2 separate regions of the Homo sapiens genome follow, and region 2 is linked to region 1. The links are chromatin loops, found by intact Hi-C in ENCODE. Cell type or tissue: endothelial cell of umbilical vein. All regions are shown on one strand. Links, peaks and the distances in the headings refer to the core of each region. The heading gives the core; the rest is flanking DNA.

The links. A loop is a pair of places that touch in the nucleus more often than their neighbours do. Peaks named below come from ENCODE experiments on the same cell type or tissue, not always from the same donor. Only the 100,000 strongest peaks of a DNase experiment are listed, where the experiment ranks them.
Region 2: it touches region 1 in a loop (9-fold over the local background); 52 of 110 quality-filtered maps call a loop at or near these places.

Annotation. Positions count from the first base shown.
Region 1 is chr11:60,124,969-60,134,652 of GRCh38, reverse strand. No RefSeq gene overlaps it. Among named protein-coding and RNA genes, the nearest start is that of LINC02705, 35 kb to the left of the region's middle. In endothelial cell of umbilical vein, for the core only: a CTCF peak has its summit at 3,954 (motif pointing right); a DNase peak (open chromatin) is centred at 3,962.
Region 2 is chr11:59,814,325-59,824,008 of GRCh38, reverse strand. No RefSeq gene overlaps it. Among named protein-coding and RNA genes, the nearest start is that of MRPL16, 8.4 kb to the right of the region's middle. In endothelial cell of umbilical vein, for the core only: no CTCF peak of the experiment used is centred there; a DNase peak (open chromatin) is centred at 5,178.

The DNA.
Region 1 (9,684 bases), core at 2,028-7,027:
CATCTAGGTCATGCTGATGCAAGAAGTGGGCTCCCATGGCCTTGAGAAGCTCTGCCTCTGTGGCTTTGCAGTGTATGGCCACCCTCCTGGCTGCTTTCATGGGCTGGCGTTGAGTGTCTGCAGCTTTTCCAGGCATACAGTGCAAGCTGTCAGTGCATCTACCATTCTGGAGTCTGGAGGATGGTGGCCGTCTTCTCACAGCTCCATTAGGCAGTGCTCCAGTGGGGACTCTGTGTGGGGGCTCATACCCCACATTTCCCTTCCACATTGCCCTAGCAGAGGTTCTCCATGATGGCTCCAGCCCTGCAACACCCCTCTGCCTGGACATCCAGGCATTTCTATACAATCTCAATTCTTGACTTCTGTGCACTTGCAGACCCAACACCATGTGTAAGCCACCAAGGCTTGGTGCTTGTACTCTCTGAAGCAACGACCTGAGCTGCACATTGGCCCATTTTAGCTATGGCTGGGATGCAAGGGACCAAGTCTGGAGAATGCACAAAACAGCAAGGCCCTGGGCCTGGCACAGAGTACCATTTTTTCCTCCTAGGCTCCTGGGCCTGTAATGGGAGGGGCTGCTGTGAAGACCTCTGACATGCCCTGGAGTCATTTTCCCCATTGTCTTGGCAATTAACATTTGGCTCCTCCTTACTTATGCAAATTTCTGCAGCCAGCTTGAATTTCTCCCCAGAAAATTGTTGTTGTTTTTTTATTATTTTCTACTGCATTGTCAGGCTGCAAATTTTCCAAACCTTTATGCTCTGCTTCCCTTTTCAACATAAGTTCCAACTCCAAACCATATCTTTGTGAATGAATAAAACTGAATGCTTTCATTGGTACCCAAGACACCTCTTGAATGCTTTGCTGCTTAGAAATTTATTCTGCCATATGCCTAAATCATCTCTCTTAAGTTCAAAGTGCCACAAATCTCTAGGGAAGAGGCAAAATTCTGCCAGTCTTTTTGCTAAAGCATAACAAGTCACCTTTTCTCCAGTTCCCAACAAGTTCCTCATCTCCATCTGAGACCACCTCAACCTGGACTTCATTGTCCATATCACTATCAGCATTTTGGTCAAAATCATTCAACAAGTCTCTAGAAAGTTCCAAACTTTCCCACATTTTTCTATCTTCTTCTGAGCCCTCCAAACTGTTCCAGCCTCTGCCTGTTACTCAGTTCCAAAGTCAATTCCACATTCTGGGTTATCTTTACAGCAGCACCCCACTACCCGGTGCCAATTTACTGTATTAGTCTTTTCTCAGCTACTAATAAAGACATACTCAAGACTGGGTAATCTATAAGGGAAAGAGGTTTAAAGCACTCACAGTTCCACATGTCTGGGGAGGCCTCACAATCTGGGCAGAAGATGAAGGAAGAACAAAGGGACATCTTATATGATGGCAAGCAAGAGAGAGCTTGTGTAGGGGAATTCCCATTTATAGAACCATCAGATCTCATGAGACTTATTCACTACCATGAGAACAGTATGGGGGAAAACTGCCCCCATGATTCAGTTATCTCCACCTGTCCCCGCCCTTAACACATGGGGATTACTATAATTCAAGGTGAGATTTGGGTGGGGACACAGCCAAACCATATCAAGCACTATTTGAAATGTTTACCTGAAGAAGTCTTAATTATGTGTTTTCTTGAGAAGCCCTCTTCTAAATCTTTCTTTTTGCTCCCACTGTATCTTGCTTATTCTTCTGGGCCTAACCATGGCCTATTTGTCTTTTTCTTATCTCTGTTGAACTAACAGACAACTCTGATGCCTGGATGGAAGGATCATGTATATACAGGAGTGAACTAATATTGATAAATGATTTAGAAAACCTCAAACTTTCAATTGTTGCCTGAAGATACTGTTATAAATCTGAGAGGTGTTATTAGATACAGACTTTTACTTATTTTTTAATATCCTTTTCTGACAAGACTTGAGTGCAGGAGTAGAAGTGAAAATACTGAGTGATTATGTGTGAGAGAAAACTAGTCTTTGTTAACCTGAAATAAGCAAAAGGATCGCAATCCAGTTTTTAAAATTTGTTCAAGCAAAAAGTTGAGGATGGTCATTCAGAAGACAACAGACTTCAGATAAATGGGGTCAGTGTTCTGAAGTGAAAAGTTAACATCTCGCTTATATAGGCAGAAAACAAACAAGTTTAGTATAATTTTTCTATACAAGGCTGGTTTATGAGTTACAAAAATTTAATTATTACGGTTTGCTTTCTTTTTCATAGGGCTTGTTTTCTTTAATTTACAGCTGGTTTTTATATCCTTTCCAATTTAAAACAGCATATTTAATATTCCATCTTAAAACAGTGTGATAGCCATATCTTTGTGTAAGAAATGTAAGAAAAAAACTAAACTATAATGAAGATCAACAGTGAAGGGGGAAAGAGGTTTTCCTGGTGCCCTTTAGTCATTTTCAACATTTTACGAAGCAGTGAAGGTAAGGAACGAGGCTAATCTATAATCAGAGTAACAAAGTTTATAGCTGCCTAGGTTACAGCTGTCTGTCACATGACTCAGACTCCATAATCACATTCCTTTAAGGCTCAAAACAATTTAGAGTTTCAACAGCTTGGATTTTGAATTAATACTTATTTTAACATCTTCATTACCAATCAGTCATCAGCCCTCTTCCTCCTCAAAAGTTATATCTGCAGTAGTACCTTGTTTTCTAAAGCACTGCAATTCAAAGTAAAGTTGTTTTGTCTCCCGAGGCCCACAAAGAACACCAGGTATCCCTGATACTACAACAGGTTGAAGTAAGTCCAGCAACTCAGAACTCCAGTATCATGAGAATCAGCATTGTACCGTTCATGACCTGTGAACAAGTATGTTTTATGAGAGAGTGAAGATTTGGAAAGTATGTATCTCCTCCATAAGAGTATATGGATGGCTGGATGTGGTGGCTCATGCTTGTAATCCCAGCACTTTGGGAGGCTGAGGCGGGTGGATCACGATGTCAGGAGATCAAGACCATCCTGGCTAGCACGGTGAAACTCCGTCTCTACTAAAAATACAAAAAAAAAAATTAGCCTGGCATGGTGGCAGGCACCTGTAGTCCCAGCTACTCGGGAGGCTGAGGCAGGAGAATGGCATGAACCCGGGAGGCGGAGGTTGCAGTGAGCCAAGATCGTGCCAGGGCACTCCAGCCTGGGCAACTGAGCAAGACTCCGTCTCAAAAAAAAAAAAAAAAGAGTATATGGGTAAAGAATTGTTTAGAAAGAGAAAACAGCACTTCTTGGGTTGAGACCCAAAAATGGTTTCTCTTCTTGATTAGCTGCTGAGACACTTGGAACATGATATAAATTCTCCATGGCTTACATTTATTTTTGGTCAACCTATATCCCAGGACTACTAGAGTCAAACAGCGTGAACATGTTTGAGGGAAGTGGTAACATGACAATGCTGGTATATTGCATGTTAGACTTTTGAATTTCCATATTATAATTTTATATTTTTAATGATATTACAATAGTAAAAACAAAGACTGTCTCAATCTCTCCAGCAGTTAAAGATAGAATAGCAGCGTCAATGTTAAACAGTTTCATGCCTGTTGGAAATTGAGGATCACTGGGCAACCTCTTGCCCCATATATCTTTCCCAAAACTTTATGTTAAAATTTCTGTTGTCAGCAATCCATTCTTCTCCCATCCCCCAAAACTATCTCTTCTCTTCTTTCCTAAGAAATGTGCTATCTAATATAAACTCTAGAGGTTAAAAATGGAACGAGAATGCAAATTCTTAGTCAAATAGGGTCAAGTAAAATTATGAACATGCACTCAGGTCTAACTTCTCCAGGAAGTTCTAAATGAGCACACAAGGATATTTCCTTTCTTTTCTCCAATACAGTCCTTACAGTGAGAGTCAGTCTCTAACATACCTCATCCTCTGCTTTTTGTATCTATCCCTACATCCTATTGAGACTGATTGACACCAGAGGGCAGCAGTAATGCATTCCTCTTTGCTTTATCTAGGCCTAGAGCATCTAGCCCAAGGCTAGGCATGCAATGAGTGCATGGACTAACTGATATATGGAAGAGGCCACACACATTGACAGAGATCTTAAATTTAGGTCCACTGAGTCCTCCTTATTTGTACTATTTTCAGAGATAATGTAGGAGCCATTTGCCAAACATTCACTGAAAAATCAACTCACAAAAGGCTGGTTAATTGGAAAAAAAAAAACAAAACATACAAATTTATAACCACAGGGGGATTACTCACTGCTCAACATGGTTCAGAAACTTATATACTATTGATACAGGAGCTAGAAAGAAATTATTTAGGCAGATGTAAAGAAGTCCATGGCAAGGCTTCCTTTTTAACAAAAAGCAGCCCCAAATCATTTCTTTTCTAACAAAGAGCAGCCTGAAAAATCAAGCTGCAGACATAGATAAGCAAGCTGGAAGCCTGCACGGGTGAATACCAGCAGCTGTGCCAATAGAAAAGGGCTACCTGGAAGCCAGGTATGTTCAACATGGAGGCTCCATCTTCCCTTTTCTTTGTCACCGTGTGTACAGTAAGGACCAGGCAACATGACGCTGGCCAAGTAGAGAACTTATCTGCAACCTAAAAGATTAGGGTGGGGCAACCAGCTTCTTCACATGCTATGCAAATGGCACACCTGGTCCAGTCAATCTTTCATCCCCTGTGTAAATCAGACACCTCCTCAAGCTTATCTATAAAACCTTCTGCATTTCACTGCTGAAGTGGCAACCCATTTTCTCTGGGACCCCTCTCTGCTCAGAGAGCTCTTCTCTTTCTTTTTTTTTTTTTTAATTAATAATATGTTTTTGTTTTTTTTTTTTACTATACTTTAAGTTCTAGGGTACATGTGCACAACGTGCAGGTTTGTTACATATGTATACATGCGCCAAGTTGGTGTGCTGCACCCACTAACTGGTCATTTACATTAGGTATATTTTCTAATGCTATCCCCCTCCTTTCCCCCCACCTCATGACAGGCCCTGGTGTGTGATGCTCCCCTTCCTGTGTCCAAGTGTTCTCATTGTTCAATTCCCACCTATGAGTGAGAACATGCGGTGTTTGGTTTTTTGTCCTTGCGATTGTTTGCTCAGAATGATGGTTTCCAGCTTCATCCATGTCCCTACAAAGGACATGAATTCATCCTTTTTTATGGCTGCATTGTATTCCATGGCATATATGTGCCACATTTTCTTAATCCAGTCTATCATTGTTGGACATTTGGCTTGGTTCCAGGTCTTTGCTATTGTGAATAGTACTGCAATAAACATATGTGTGCATGTGTCTTTATAGCAGCATGATTTATAATCCTTTGGGTATATACCCAGTAATGGGATTGCTGGGTCAAATGGTATTTCTAGTTCTAGATCCTTGAGGAATCACCACACTATCTTCCACAATGGTTGAACTAGTTTACAGTCCCACCAACAGTGTAAAAGTGTTCCTATTTCTCCACATCCTCTCCAGCACCTGTTGTTTCCTGACTTTTTAATGATCGCCATTCTAATTGGCTTGAGATGGTATCTCATTGTGGTTTTGATTTGCATTTCTCTGATGGCCAGTGATGATGGAGAGCTCTTCTCTTTCTTTCGCCTATTAAATTTCCACATTTTGGCTGGGCACGGTGGCTCATGCCTGTAATCCTAGCACTTTGGGAGGCCGAGGTGGGTGGATCACCAGAGGTCAGGAGTTCAAGACCAGCCTGGCCAACATGGTGAAACCCTGTCTCTACTAAAAATACAAAAAATTAGCCAGACTTGGTGGTGGACACCTATAATCCCACCTACTTGGGAGGCTGAGGCAGGAGAATTGCTTGAACCTGCGAGGCAGAGGTTGCAGTGAGCCAAGATCATGCCATTGCGCTGCAGCCCAGGTGACAGAGTGAGACTCCATCTCAAAAAAAAAAAAAAAAAGAAAAGAAAGAAAGAAAAAGAAAAAAAATTAAATTTCTATGCTTAACCTCACTCTGATGTGTCTGCCTCCTAGCTTTAAATGACGTGGGACAACAAACCTTGGGTGTTACCCCAGACAATGATGCCACTACATTATGCTGGCCAGAAAGGTTATGGGAGGGGAGAGAAGAGGAATTGTATTGAGGATATTACTAGGAAGAATAAAAGGATCCCTGGGAACAGATTAACTTTTAAATAACTCTCTTTGACAGTGAAAGGGTCTATTCAGGCGTTGTTACATTTTTGGTTTTACAGAAAAGCAAAGAAAAAACCAATTGTTCTTCTTGGTGGATCTGGAATTTAGGCAGATAAAGGCACTTCAACTTCTTTGGGAGAGATGATGGAAGCCCGGGGAAGGTCAGAAAGACCTTGAGGTTTCTTCAGTTCAGCAAGTTAAAGTGCCATAATTTGAGTTATTAGCTTCTGAGCTCCAACATTAACCAGACAATCAGATTTAATTCAGTGAGCTGTAAACACCCTAAGAGCCGTTAGAGAGGCAGTTAAGTCTTCATGCTTCTGGAACCATATTGTAAAAAAAAAAACATATTGTAAAAAACAAACCAAACTATCCTTGAAAAATTCCAGCCCCCAAGCTTTCAAGGAGGCTGATCTGAGTAATAAACTCCTGATCTATAGCAAGGTCTTACAGTCTTCGAGGAAGGAAGTCTCAGCAGACAAGTCTTTCAAAATGTTTTATATTTCAATTATATTATATATTTTTCTTATTGGTACCAGTGTGATAACAGCAAAAACAATGTAGACACTCCATTCAGAGGTGCTAGATTTTAAATTGTAGCTCTAATACTTATTAAAGAAATCATCTCTGGATTTTTTTATAGTTTTTAAGAATGAAACTCCCTTTGCAAAGACTATGACAGTGAGAGAAGTCTAGCATGGCTGATTTCTTCTTGCTTTTAGACTCATACATTGGCTGCCCTTGGTCATTTCTGGGTGTAGGCCAAGCTAACCATGGGAGGAATTAGGTTATAGTTTAACGTTGAAGCAAAAATGATAATAGTGCCTCTGTAAAACAAATCTCCTTGCTCAGAGACAAAACTGCCTTTGTAAAACTAATGAAAGATTAGGATTATGGGAGAGGCCTGAATTCTGCTAAAATGTAGGCAAACCTAGATAATAACCAGCCGTTGTTCTGGAGGTCACAAGATTTGCAACTTCTCCAATTTCTCCTATAGATAATATCACTATTGTAGAACCTAACATGGGTCTTTTGAGATGTTTTTCAGACTTTTGCATTCTGATGACGATGACCTACTAACTCCACCTGGACTCATGACTCATGACTCAACTGATCCTGTGGTCCCCACCCAGAGGCTGACTCTGCACACAGGAACTATTTTTCAAACCCCTATGATATCATCCCCAACCAATCAGCATTACCCATCTCCTAGCCCCTTACAAACCAAACTATCCTTGAAAAACTCTAGCCCCCAAGCTTTCAAGGAGGCTGATTTGAGTAATAAACCCCTGTCCTTCCATTTGGCTAGCTCTGTATTTATTAAAATCTTTACTGTAATACTGCTGTCTACGAATCGGCTGTAGCTGTGCAGTGGGCAATTACAAAAATAAAAGCGTTGTTAGTATCAAACCTGCTAACATATATAAGTCATTCAATGGGGTTGCCTCATATTGGGCTCTCAGAAATATTATTTTCTTTTTATGTTTATAAGTATCTATGATGTTACGATAGATATAATTTGTTTTTGTCCATCCGTGACTCCTAGTTTTCAACTAGGAAGATTCCTATAAGACTTCTCATGCCCCAAGTACTAAAGCAGTAAGAATATCTTTTGTTAAAGTATTTGATTATCCTTGGTTCCTGAAGTCACTCCTAAAAGATAAAGTTGAAAGACAGTCTTTTGTTATTTACAACAAGTGCTTTAAAATACTCCTAAGCTAGAGATATACCCAATGTAAATAAACAAGTTAACGGGTGCAGCACACCAACATGGCACATGTATACATATGTAACAAACCTGCATGTTGTGCACATGTACCCCAGAACTTAAAGTATAATAATAAAAAAAATTGTGAAAGAAAAAGAAAAAGTTGATGAATCTAGGTAAAGGCATATGAGAGTTCATTTTACAATTTTTGTAACTTTTCTAAAGGTTTAAACTTTTTTTAATAAAAAGTTTTTTAAAAAGAAAAAATAAATACATAAAATAAAATACTCCTAAGCTTATGTTAATAAGACAATTTTTAGAAAGCCCTAGAAACAACTGGTTGGAGGGCTGATTCCCAGGGGAATGATTCATTGTGCCCAGAGGGTTGGATTTTTTTGTCTCAACCCTCAACTTCCAGGAAGGGGAAGAGGGGCTGAAAATTCAGTTAATCACTAATGACCAATGGTTCAATTAGTCATGCCTATATAATAAAGCCTTCATAAAACCCAAAAGGACAGGTTTTGGAGGGTTTCCAGGTAATACATAGGCTTACAAGAAGATGAACAAGAACTCATTGATGTGCAGGAAGTTTAGCACATTCCATGAGGACAGAAGCTCCTGTGCTTGGGACCCTTCTGGACCTTGCCCTATATACCTCTTCACCTGGTTCTTTGTTTGTATTGCAAAAGAAACTAAACTTTTTATTGTGAAATGCAATCTCCCTTTTAAATTATCAGGCCCAGAGAGACATTGAAATTAGATTACAGTCATGTCCCACCCTCTCCTCCTTGAGCTAAGTAATCATTTCTAAGCCACCTGCTATAAGGACTCTAGACTCAATTAACATAATGATGCCATATGCTGGCAGCATAAGTCGAACCTTATAGCCAATCATGAATCAAGTTATCTCTGTAAACCAACACAAATTTCTGAAAAGAGAACTTTTGTAATCATCTCCCCTAATTCTACCTTTTTTCTTCAAAAACTTGAGCCTTTTCTTTGATCTCAGGAGCACTTCCCAGTGTTTGCTGGGCTTCAGTCCTCAACCTTAGTCAAAATAAACTCTCTACCTATATTAATTTTGTCTTGGTTTCTTTGTTTAGGTCAACAGTATCCTTTATTATTTCCTTTATAATACACTGATAAACATGTTTCCCTGAGATCTGTGAGGTGCTCCAGCAAATTAGTTAAGTCCAAGACTGGGGGCATGGGATCCCTGATTTATAGTGGGTCAGTCAGAAGTACAGGCAAAATAACCCAGGGCTTCTGATTGGCATTGGAAATGGGAAAAAGTCTTGTGAGACTGAGCCCTCAAACCATGGAATCTGATATTATCTCCAGTTTAGATGATGTCTCAACAGAATTGAAGGACAGCCAGCTGGTGTTCACTCCAGAAATGATTGCTTGCCTTTTTGGTGGGGAGAAATCCCCACACGTTTGGTCGCAGAAGTCTATATGTTGTGTCTCTGGTGTGAGAGCAGAGGAAAAACAGTTCGAGTTGTTCTTTCTACTTGGTACTATTTTGGAAGAAGTATGTAAAACAGCAATCTATCTTAAAAATAGTTTCCTGTGATTTCCTGCCGTGTCTGACCCTCAGACCCTGACTGAGCGACGGATGAATGGAGTATGCCAGACACAGGTTTCTTGCCTGGCTGCATGGCTAGGGGACTGGGCTGCTCAAAGACCCTGAGGAGGGTGCCATAAAGAGTCAGCAGCCGCAGCCTCGACAAGCTAGCTTTGGGGGCATTTATTCAGTACAGATTTAATCACAAAGGCCTTGAGTAATTAACACGGTTGGGCCCCCCTCCCCACCCCTGGGGAGAGCAGTCCTGCACGC
Region 2 (9,684 bases), core at 2,140-7,139, 310 kb after region 1:
TAGAGGGAGTTGTTACACTTTAATTCATTCTTCTCTATTACACTCAGTACATTAGGATAGAGAGTTTATTATAAGCAGTATACATATCTCAGAGAATACAATTTATATTTTGAAGTTAGAATGCAAATTTTAACTTCAAAAAATAAATTAAATTTTAAAAATAGAAAGACACAAAATTACTGAACATACCAAACAAAATCAGTACTGAATATGCATAGAAAGTACCTAATCAGGAAGAAACCTAACATTACCTCTGAGGTTTTTCTGGTCATTATTTTACTGCCTCTACTCACATTTTTCTCATAGTCTCACAAGCAAGGATCATTTTTGCTTAACAATATATCTTCATCACCTAGCACAGCATCTGGCATAAATATTTATATTGAATTAATTAATTATTTTAGTTCAGAAAAGATTAAGTTACTATTGGAAAACATAGTCTACAGATACAGTGTGAAGAAATCTGATCTTGGGATCAAAAGATTTTGAGTTGTCACTCCTGTATTTGCTCATAAACAAGGTGAGTGACCCAGACGAGTCTCTAATTAACTCAAAGATCAGTTTCTTTATCTATACTCAGAGATTTGGCATAGAATCATCTCTAAAATTCTCTTTATTTTTGGAAAAGTCTTAAGAATTGTATTCTCTGAGATATGTATACTGCTTATAATAAGCTCTCTATCCTAATGTATTGAGTGTAATAGAGAAGAATGAATTAAAGTGTAACAATTCCCCCTAATTATAATCATTTATGTGTGCTCATTATTGCATAATGCAAATGCCCAAGCACGCATTTGGTTGAGGTTTCAGTGTCTATAATAAGCACTTTGTGACCTCTACTGGACATACACGGTAAAGTCTCGTATGAGCCCAGGAGTTCGTAGACCAGCTGGGGCGACATAATGAAACACCGTCTCTATGAAAAATTTAAACATTAGCCGGGCCTTGTAGCACAGATCTATAGTGACAGCTACTTAGGAGGGTAAAGTGGGGAAGGGTCGATTGAGCATAACTATTTTGTGAAGATGCAGAAAAGAAAGAAAGGAAGATTGCTAGCAAATACTTTCCCTCCATTTAGGGATTGTATACAATTGCACTTGTCTTTAATTAGATGTGTGAATAACCTATATAACAAGTATGTGATTGAAGTACACTGTTGAGGAACTGGAACTAAATATCTGACACCTCCAGTCGCCTCAAACTGAGATCCTGCAATTCTTTGAAATAGCAAAAGCCTCAACTTTGTCAGAAGTGCAAATGGTTCTCAGATTAAAATGAAAAAAAAAAAAGAGAGGAATGAGAATTCTAGCCAAGAAAATGAAAACAGAGAGTGTGGAACTTAATTTTATCTTGAAGAACAAACATGTTAAACATAGCCAGTATGTTTTTTTGCAGAGTGCAAAAACAAAGAACTTGACTGAACAGATATAAAAATGTGTAATAAAGTGGCAATGACTAAAACAATGTAGCACCAGTCTCAGAGCATGTGAATGGAAGAAAATGTCAAAAGGAACTCCCGAAAGCTGTGAGAATTTAGTACATTATAAAGTCACATATTAAGGCCAGGCCCGGTGGCTCACGCCTGTAATCCTAGCACTTTGGGAGGTTGAGGCAGATGAACTATTTGAGGTCAGAAGTTCAAGACCAGTCTGGCCAATATGGTGAAACCCCATCTCTACTAAAACTACAAAAATTAGTCAGGCATAGTGGCATGCGCCTATAATCCCAGCCACTCTGGAGGCTGAGGCAGGAGAATCACTTGAATCTGGGAGGCGGAGGCTGCAGTGAGCAGAGATCACGCCACTGCACTCCAGCCTAGGCAAAAGAACAAGATTCTGTCTCAAAAAAATAAAAAATAAAAATAAATAGGCCGGGCGCGGTGGGTCACGCCTGTAATCCCAGCACTTTGATTGGCCGAGGCAGGTGGATCACAAAGTCAGGAGATCGAGACCATTCTGGCTAACACGGTGAAACCCCCTCTCTACTAAAAATACAAAAAATTAGCCGGGCATGGGGGTGGGCACCTGTAGTCCCAGCTACTCAGGAGGCTGAGGCAGGAGAATGGCATGAACCCGGGATGCAGAGCTTGCAGTGAGCCGAGATCGCGCCACTGCACTCCAGCCTGGGCGACAGAGTGAGACTCTGTCTCAAAAAATAAATAAATAAATAAAGTCACATATTAAATGAGAATTTTCAACTTTGAGAAAGAATTATGTTATATCCCTACCTCTGGCCTTTATAAGCAGTATCAATATATTTTGAATTATCAAAGTAAGTCAAATATTAATATTATTATTAATATATTTGACTTATTCTTTTTCTTTCTTTTTTTTTTTTCTGAGACAGGGTCTTATTATGTCGCCCAAGCTGGAGTGCAGTGGCACAATCACAGCTCACTGCAGCCTCAGCCTCCTGGGCTCAAGCAATCCTCTTGCCTCAGCGTCTCAAGCAACAGGGAGTACAGGCATGAGCCTCCAAGTCTGGCCAATATTTTATTTTTGTAGAGATGGACTCTTGCTGTTTTGCCCAAGCCAGTCTTGGACTCCTGGGCTCAGGCAATACTCATCTCAGCCTCCCAAAGTGTTGGGATTACAGGCATGAGACACTGCACCTGGCTGAAAGTCAAAATTCTTAAGACTATTACTGACAGATTTTACTGCATAAAAATTATAAATGGTCCTACTTCAAAAACAATCAAGATATATTGAAAACTGAAAAAAATGAAAATATACAACCAGCTGGGCACAGTGGCTCATGCCTGTAATCCCAGCACTTTGGGAGGCCGACGCCAGTGGATCACCTGAGGTCAGGGATTCAAGACCAGCATGGCCTATATGGTGAAGACTCGTCTCTACTAAAAATACAAAAATTGGCTGGGCCTGGTGGTGGGCACCTGTAATCCCAGCTACTCAGGACGCTAAGGCAGAAGAATCACTTGAACCTGGGAGACAGAGTTTGCAGTGAGCTGAGATCACCCCACTGCACTCCAGCCTGGATGACAAGAGTGAAACTCCGTCTCAAAAAAAATAAATAAATAAAAATAAAACATATACAACCTAATAGGAGGTAATATACTTAATACATAAGCAATTTTGAATTGATAAGAAAAAAAGCAAAATAATTAAAAAATGGACTAAGTATACAAGCAAATCACACATACAGAAAACAAATAGACAAAAATATGTGAAATCAAGGACATGAGAAAAAATTTGACATCACTTATCATTAAGGAAATGCAAACTAACCTATAATCAGTATGTAGGTTATATTAAGTAAAATTCAGAGAACGTCATCAGAAATCAACTTTAGTTTACTACTGGTTATCCAAATCAACTCTGTGAGGCTGGGTTGGGTTTGATTTTTTGTGTGTGTTTTTTTTTTTTGTTTGGTTTTTGTATTTTCTCATTACTCTCTTATTTAAAACATAAAAATTAAAAAGTTGTGTTGTCACTTCTAATCACAGAAAACATTCTCACTTCAGGACCTAAAACGTCTGATTCTGTGTAACAGTCACAACTCTGAATTCCATTTAAAAGAAAAGTGACTCTCCTCCCCCAGCTCGGCCCTGCTTCAGACAAAGAGATAATAGTAAAAACAAAATGGGGAGCATGGGGTGAACCTGTTTCCTCATCTTGCACTTTTACTAATCAGGTAAGATCTTTCCTATCCCCAGTCTCTCACTATTTACGATGCCTCTGGGATGGTGGCACCTGATGTGAGCTGAATAGGATCCCTCAAAAAATATATCATCTTGAAGACCTAACCCCTAGCACTTCAGAATGTAACCTTATTTGGAGACAGTATTTTTACAGTGGTAATCAAGTTAAAATGAGGTCATTAGGATGGGCTCTAATCCAATTCGCTGAAATTTGCATTCACACAGACAGACATATACAGAAGAAAGATGATGTGAAGAGATGTAGGAAGAAGACGGTCATCTCCACGCTAAAGAGAGGCCTGGAAAAGATCCTTCCTCACAGCCCTTAGAAGCAGCAAGCAACCCCACAGACACCTTGATTTCAGACTTCCAGCCTCCAGAACAGTGAGGCAATAAGATTCTGTTGTTTAAGCCGCCCAGTGTGTGGTACTTTGTTTTGTGTTCGTTTGTGTGTTTGTGTATGTGTTTGTTTGTTTGTTTGTTAGAGACAGGGTGTCACTCTGTTGCCCAGGCTGTTCTTAAAGTCCTGGACTCAAGCAATTCTCCCACCTCAGCCTCCCAAAGTGCTGGCTTACAGGTGTGAGCCACTGTGTCCAGCCTGTGATACTTTGTCATGGCAGCTCTAGGAAACGAATACAGCACTCAGCAGTACTTTCCTTCTTAAAGAAGAATTCATAAAGCACTCATGAGAGAAAGAGGGTGCTTTAATAGTGATATCCTGTCTCTAAACAAACAAAGTACCATACACTGGGTGGCTTAAACAACAGAATCTTATTGCCTCACTGTTCTGGAGGCTGGAAGTCTGAAATCAAGGTGTCTGCAGGGTGGCTTGTCACTTCTAAGGGCTGTGAGGAAGGATCTTTTCCAGGACCTCTCTTTGACATTCTGAAGTACAAGGGGTCAGGACTTCAAGATATCAAATGTTTCACATGCACAAACACACACACACTCGGACACACACACACACCTGCTGTGGATCTCTCATCTGCTGTTCCCTTGATGCAGGCAAATTCATCTCTGCTGAGTTGTTGGCTGGTTGCACACAATTCTTCCCTCAGGCCCAGGACATCCATCATCACACCTACTCCAACTTCTTTCTCCCTGTCTTTGATGCAGTTCTGTTGATGTAAGAAACCCTACCTTGGCACTCTACACAGGAGTCCACACCTAGTCATGGAGTCCACACCTAGTCAACAGGACATGCATGCCTTTGCCCCACCATCAATGGAAATGTGGCTACTTCGCAACTGCAGCTCTCTACTTTTGATGCCACAGGCAGCTTCTACCAGCCTCCAAACATATCATTTTCTCAAGCCAGTGTCAAACCCCAAAGCCCACTGTCCCTTAAACTGCAGAAGAATTATATTAAACTCTCTGAATGATCTAGAAATGTCTTTCACTGGGCTTGATGGAGCACCCCCCAACCCTTGCCATTGAAGAGGGGAAGGCATGAAACTCACAGTACACCAACAACTGTGTTAACGAAATCTTTATTATAATCTCCAGTCTCCACTTCCTTTCTTGGCTTTTCTAGTGTTTTTTACAGGCTGGCAGAGAATGGGCAGCTAAAAATAGCAAAGCCAGTTCCTACCACCTGCTGCATAAACTGCCTAAAAGGCCCAGCACCTCACTGTGAAATGTGGAGATTACCTTGTGGTCCCAAGCAAAACTGAGGCAGAAACAATCGCATTTTAACAACCTGTTATAAATGTAACACCGAGTGGTGTTTTTCACCTTTCATATTGGCAAAGCCGTAGAAAAATTATAATATCCTTCTTTAGCAAGGGTGTTGATCAAGAAAACACTCTGATCATGGAGGCCAATTTTGCACAACTGTATAAAGTCAAAAGACATAAAATGAACATTCCCTTTGATCCATAAATTTCTCCTTTTGAAAGTGCCCAAAAGAAATACAAAATAACAAAAATGTACAAGGCTGCTTATTGCAGCATGGCCTATAATAACAGATTTGTAAATAATTTAACTGAGCAGCAATAATGATTCATTATGATGAACACATTCATAGAAATACTTTAATATAGCCCATGAATACTGAGACAGAAAACAATAAGATTAATTGGCATTGTTCTTTCTTCTTGGTCACACAATTAAAGAGTTGATGCATTTTTTGCACCTGTTGACTTAATAGATGAGAACAGCTGAAATGGCTTTCTTGTAAAACTTCAGTAACTCTTCCAGTTGAGACTGAATTTAATTTACCTTGAAACCTCTGGAATAAGTGTAGACACATTAATTTTGCTCATGGCACTATAGTAGATGCTCAAGAGATGTTTGTTGAATGAATAGACACTTGAATGGAAATCCCAGCTCTGTGCAATGATCTTAATAATCTTAATGATTTCTGTGTGTTATATCCACCATTATCATGTACATAATAGGATTCCAGTAAAATAATCTATGTGCATGTGAAAGTCCTTTGTAAAGAGTAAATCATGCTAATATGTTAATGGTTAATATTTTATTAGAGAATATTGTTTTTTGTTCTGGCAAAATCTATGGTATCATTGCCCTTTTACAAATGCTCTAAAGCATGTAGAAGCTAATTTTTTTTCTTTTCTTTTCTTTTTTTTTTTTGAGATGGAGTCTCACTCTGTCACCCAGGCTGGAGTGCAGTGGCACAATCTCGGCTCACTACAACCACTGCCTCCTGGGTTCAAGTAATTCTCCTGCCTCAGCTTTCCGAGTAGCTGGGATTACAGGTACGCACCACCACACCCAGCTAATTTTTGTATTTTAGTAGAGACGGGGTTTTACCATGTTGGCCCCGCCGGTCCCGAACTCCTGAGCTCAAGTAATCCACCCACCTTGGCCTCCCAAAGTGCAGGGATTACAGGCATGAGCCACCACAATCGGTCCGTAGAAGCTAAATTGATGAGGAAACTAACATTAACAAGTCCCTTGAGGAGCTCTGCACACTTGGAGTGAAGAAGTTTCAAGGTAATTTATTATGACATTGTGGTTACATTTTGATCAGCAAAAACCCAAGTGGTGTATTAAAAGATAGTGTACATGCACATGCATGCATACACAAACACACACACACACACACACACAGTTTTTTGAGGAACTTCCATCCCATTTTCTACAACAATAATGTACTAATTTTCATTCCCACTAACAATGTACAAGAGTTACATCATTTTCTCCACATACTTGCCAACGTATTATCTTTCATCTTTTTGATAATTGCCATTTTAACAGGTGTGAGGTGATATCCCATTGTGGTTTTAATTTGCATTTCCCTAATGATTAGCGATGCTTAGCATTTTTGCATGTACCTGTTAGCTCTTTGTTGGTCCTCTTTTGAGAAATGTCTGTTTAGGTCCTTTGCTTATTTTTTAAATGGGTTATTTGTTTTCTTGCTGTTGAGCTGAGTTCCTTATACATTTTTAATATTAACCCCTGCTGTTTAATTTGTAAACGTTTTCTCCCATTCTGTCTGTTGTCTCTTCATTTTGTCAGTTATTTCCATTGCTGTGTAAAAGCTTTTTACTTTGATGTCATCCCATTTGTCTATTTTTGCTTTTGTTGTCTGTGCTTTTGAGGTCATTTCCAAAAATTCATTCTCACGCCAATGTTGTGGAACTTTTCCTGTATGGTTTTGTGAAAGAAAAATATCTTGGGCCCCCAGAATCACTAATCTAAAGGGAAAAGTCAAGCTGGGAACTGTTTAGGGCCAACCTGCCTCTCATTCTAATCAAAGTCACCCCTCTGCTCACTGAGATAAATGCATATCTGATTGCCTCATTTGGAGAGGCTAGTCAGAAACTCAAAAGAATGCAACCATTTGTCTTTTATCTACCTGTGACCTGGAAGCCCCTTCCCCACTTTGAGTTGTACAGCCTTTCCAGACTGAACCAATGTTCATCTTACATGTGTTGATTGATGTCTCATGTCTCCCTAAAATGTGTAAAGCCAAACTGTGCTGTGACCAACTTGGGTACATGTCGTCAGGGCCTCCAGAGGCTGTGTCACAGGCACGCATCCTCAACCCTGTTAAAATAAACTTTCTAAATTAACTGAGACCTGTCTCAGATTTTTCAGGGTTCACATTTTGGTAACCACAGGGGGATTCTGAGTGGAGGTGCCTCTTACCTTTGACAAATCTATCGGTCCTTGGTACCAGCATGAGCTAACTTAATGGCTCAAACCAAAAGGACAATTTGCTGAGGTCTGGGAGCACCCCCTCCAGAGAATCCCTGATCTCCCAAAATTTGGTCAAGATCTAAAGTTTATTTTGCTGTATAAACCCCCCCCCCTTTTTTTTTGGAGTTTTACTTGCTTCCAACACAAGGAAGGCAAGTTTTTCCTGCTTCCATAACAATGGAAGGTAGGTAACTCCTTTATGGAATTTGAGCTACTTCCAACAGGGAAGATGAAGGGGGTTTTTTGCTGCTTCTAGGATAGTAAAGAGCAGTCTTCAGCCTGAGAGCCACCCCTGGGTAAGTAACTGAATTGGGATTTGTCTTGGATAAAGTTAAAATTAACAACCAACTGGTCTTAATTTCTCCTTACCATTAGAGTGCTCAGTGATCACATAAGTTGTGCGATCACTTGTTTTGCTTAACTGGTTTTTGTTGTTGTTGTTGTTGTTTGTTTCTGTTTTTGTTGTTGTTTCAGTCTTTTCCCACTGGGTGTGACCAATTCTATCCAACTTGATCAAATCCAAGGGAATGTTCCAAATTATGGGGAACGAGGCCTCTGAAGTGGCTAAATTCCCATAAAAAAAAAAAAAAAGAAAAGATTTTTTATTTTGACTACTTAAGGAGCTTTATTTACATAACAAGGCCACCCTTTTGCTAGCCAAGCCAAACTGAAAGAGCAATGGCTGTACTTCTGAAAGAACAGAAATACAGTAATAAGATTTAAAAACATCTATTTTAAAAGGAGCTCAATGGTTAAAAGTCACCCTAATTAGAAGCTAACATCCAAGATGTGTATATGTATGTGTGCAGGTGGATGTGTTTGTATTTAAAAGGCCCTCACATTTTTGTTTTGTTTTTCTCCTAGGACCCTGTCTTTTTTTGAGCAAAAGTTTTTTCCCACTCAGTTGACTGAATTCTGGTTTCTTCATTTACTTCTGTCTCTCCTTTATCTTGCCCCCTCTGCTGCATAGGGGACCTAAAATAGTTTAATAATAGCCTGGGGTTCCTTAAAGAAAACTGAGAAAGTGCCAGACTCCCTTTGGGGGAGAAACCTGTTTTTCTTATGGGACCCCAAGAACGTAAACAGACAAGTTCATCTCAGCTCTTAAACTGTTTGCTTTTGTATTGTGTTACCTGTTTTGTTTTGGTTTTTTTGACTAAAATAGTTAACTGCAACAGAGCTTACTCTGTTTTTAAGGAACAGCGTGGTTTAGACACTAAGATATGTGTTCATTAAAAAAATTTTTTTAAGTGCACCATAAAAGCATCACATTGTCAAACCTCATAAAATGATCTCTCCAAAACATTTTAATAAAAGAAAAGGGGGAAAATGTGAAAGAAAAATAAATCTTGGAACCCCCAAATCACTAACCTAAACGGAAAAGTCAAGCTGGGAACTGCTTAGGGCCAATCTGCCTCCCATTCTATTCAAAGTCACCTCTTTCCTCACTGGGATAAATACATATCTGATTGTCTCCTTTGGAGAGGCTAGTCAGAAACTCAAAAGAATGCAACCATTTGTCTCTTATCTACCTATGACCTGGAAGTCCCCTCCCCATTTTGAGTTGTACAGCCTTTCCAGACCAAACCAATGTTTATCTTACATATGTTGACTGATGTCTCATCTCCCACTAAAGTGTATAAAATCAAACTGTGCTCTAACCACCTTGGGCACATGTCATCGGGACCTCCTGAGGCTGTGTCATGGGCACACATCCTCAACCTTGTTTAAAAAAACTTTCTAAATTAACTGAGACCTGTCTTAGATTTTCAGGGTTCACAGTTTCTTCTAGTAGTTTTGTTACAGGAAAGTGTCTCAATCCAGATCTCAAGAGAGGGTTTTTGGATCTTGTGCAAGAA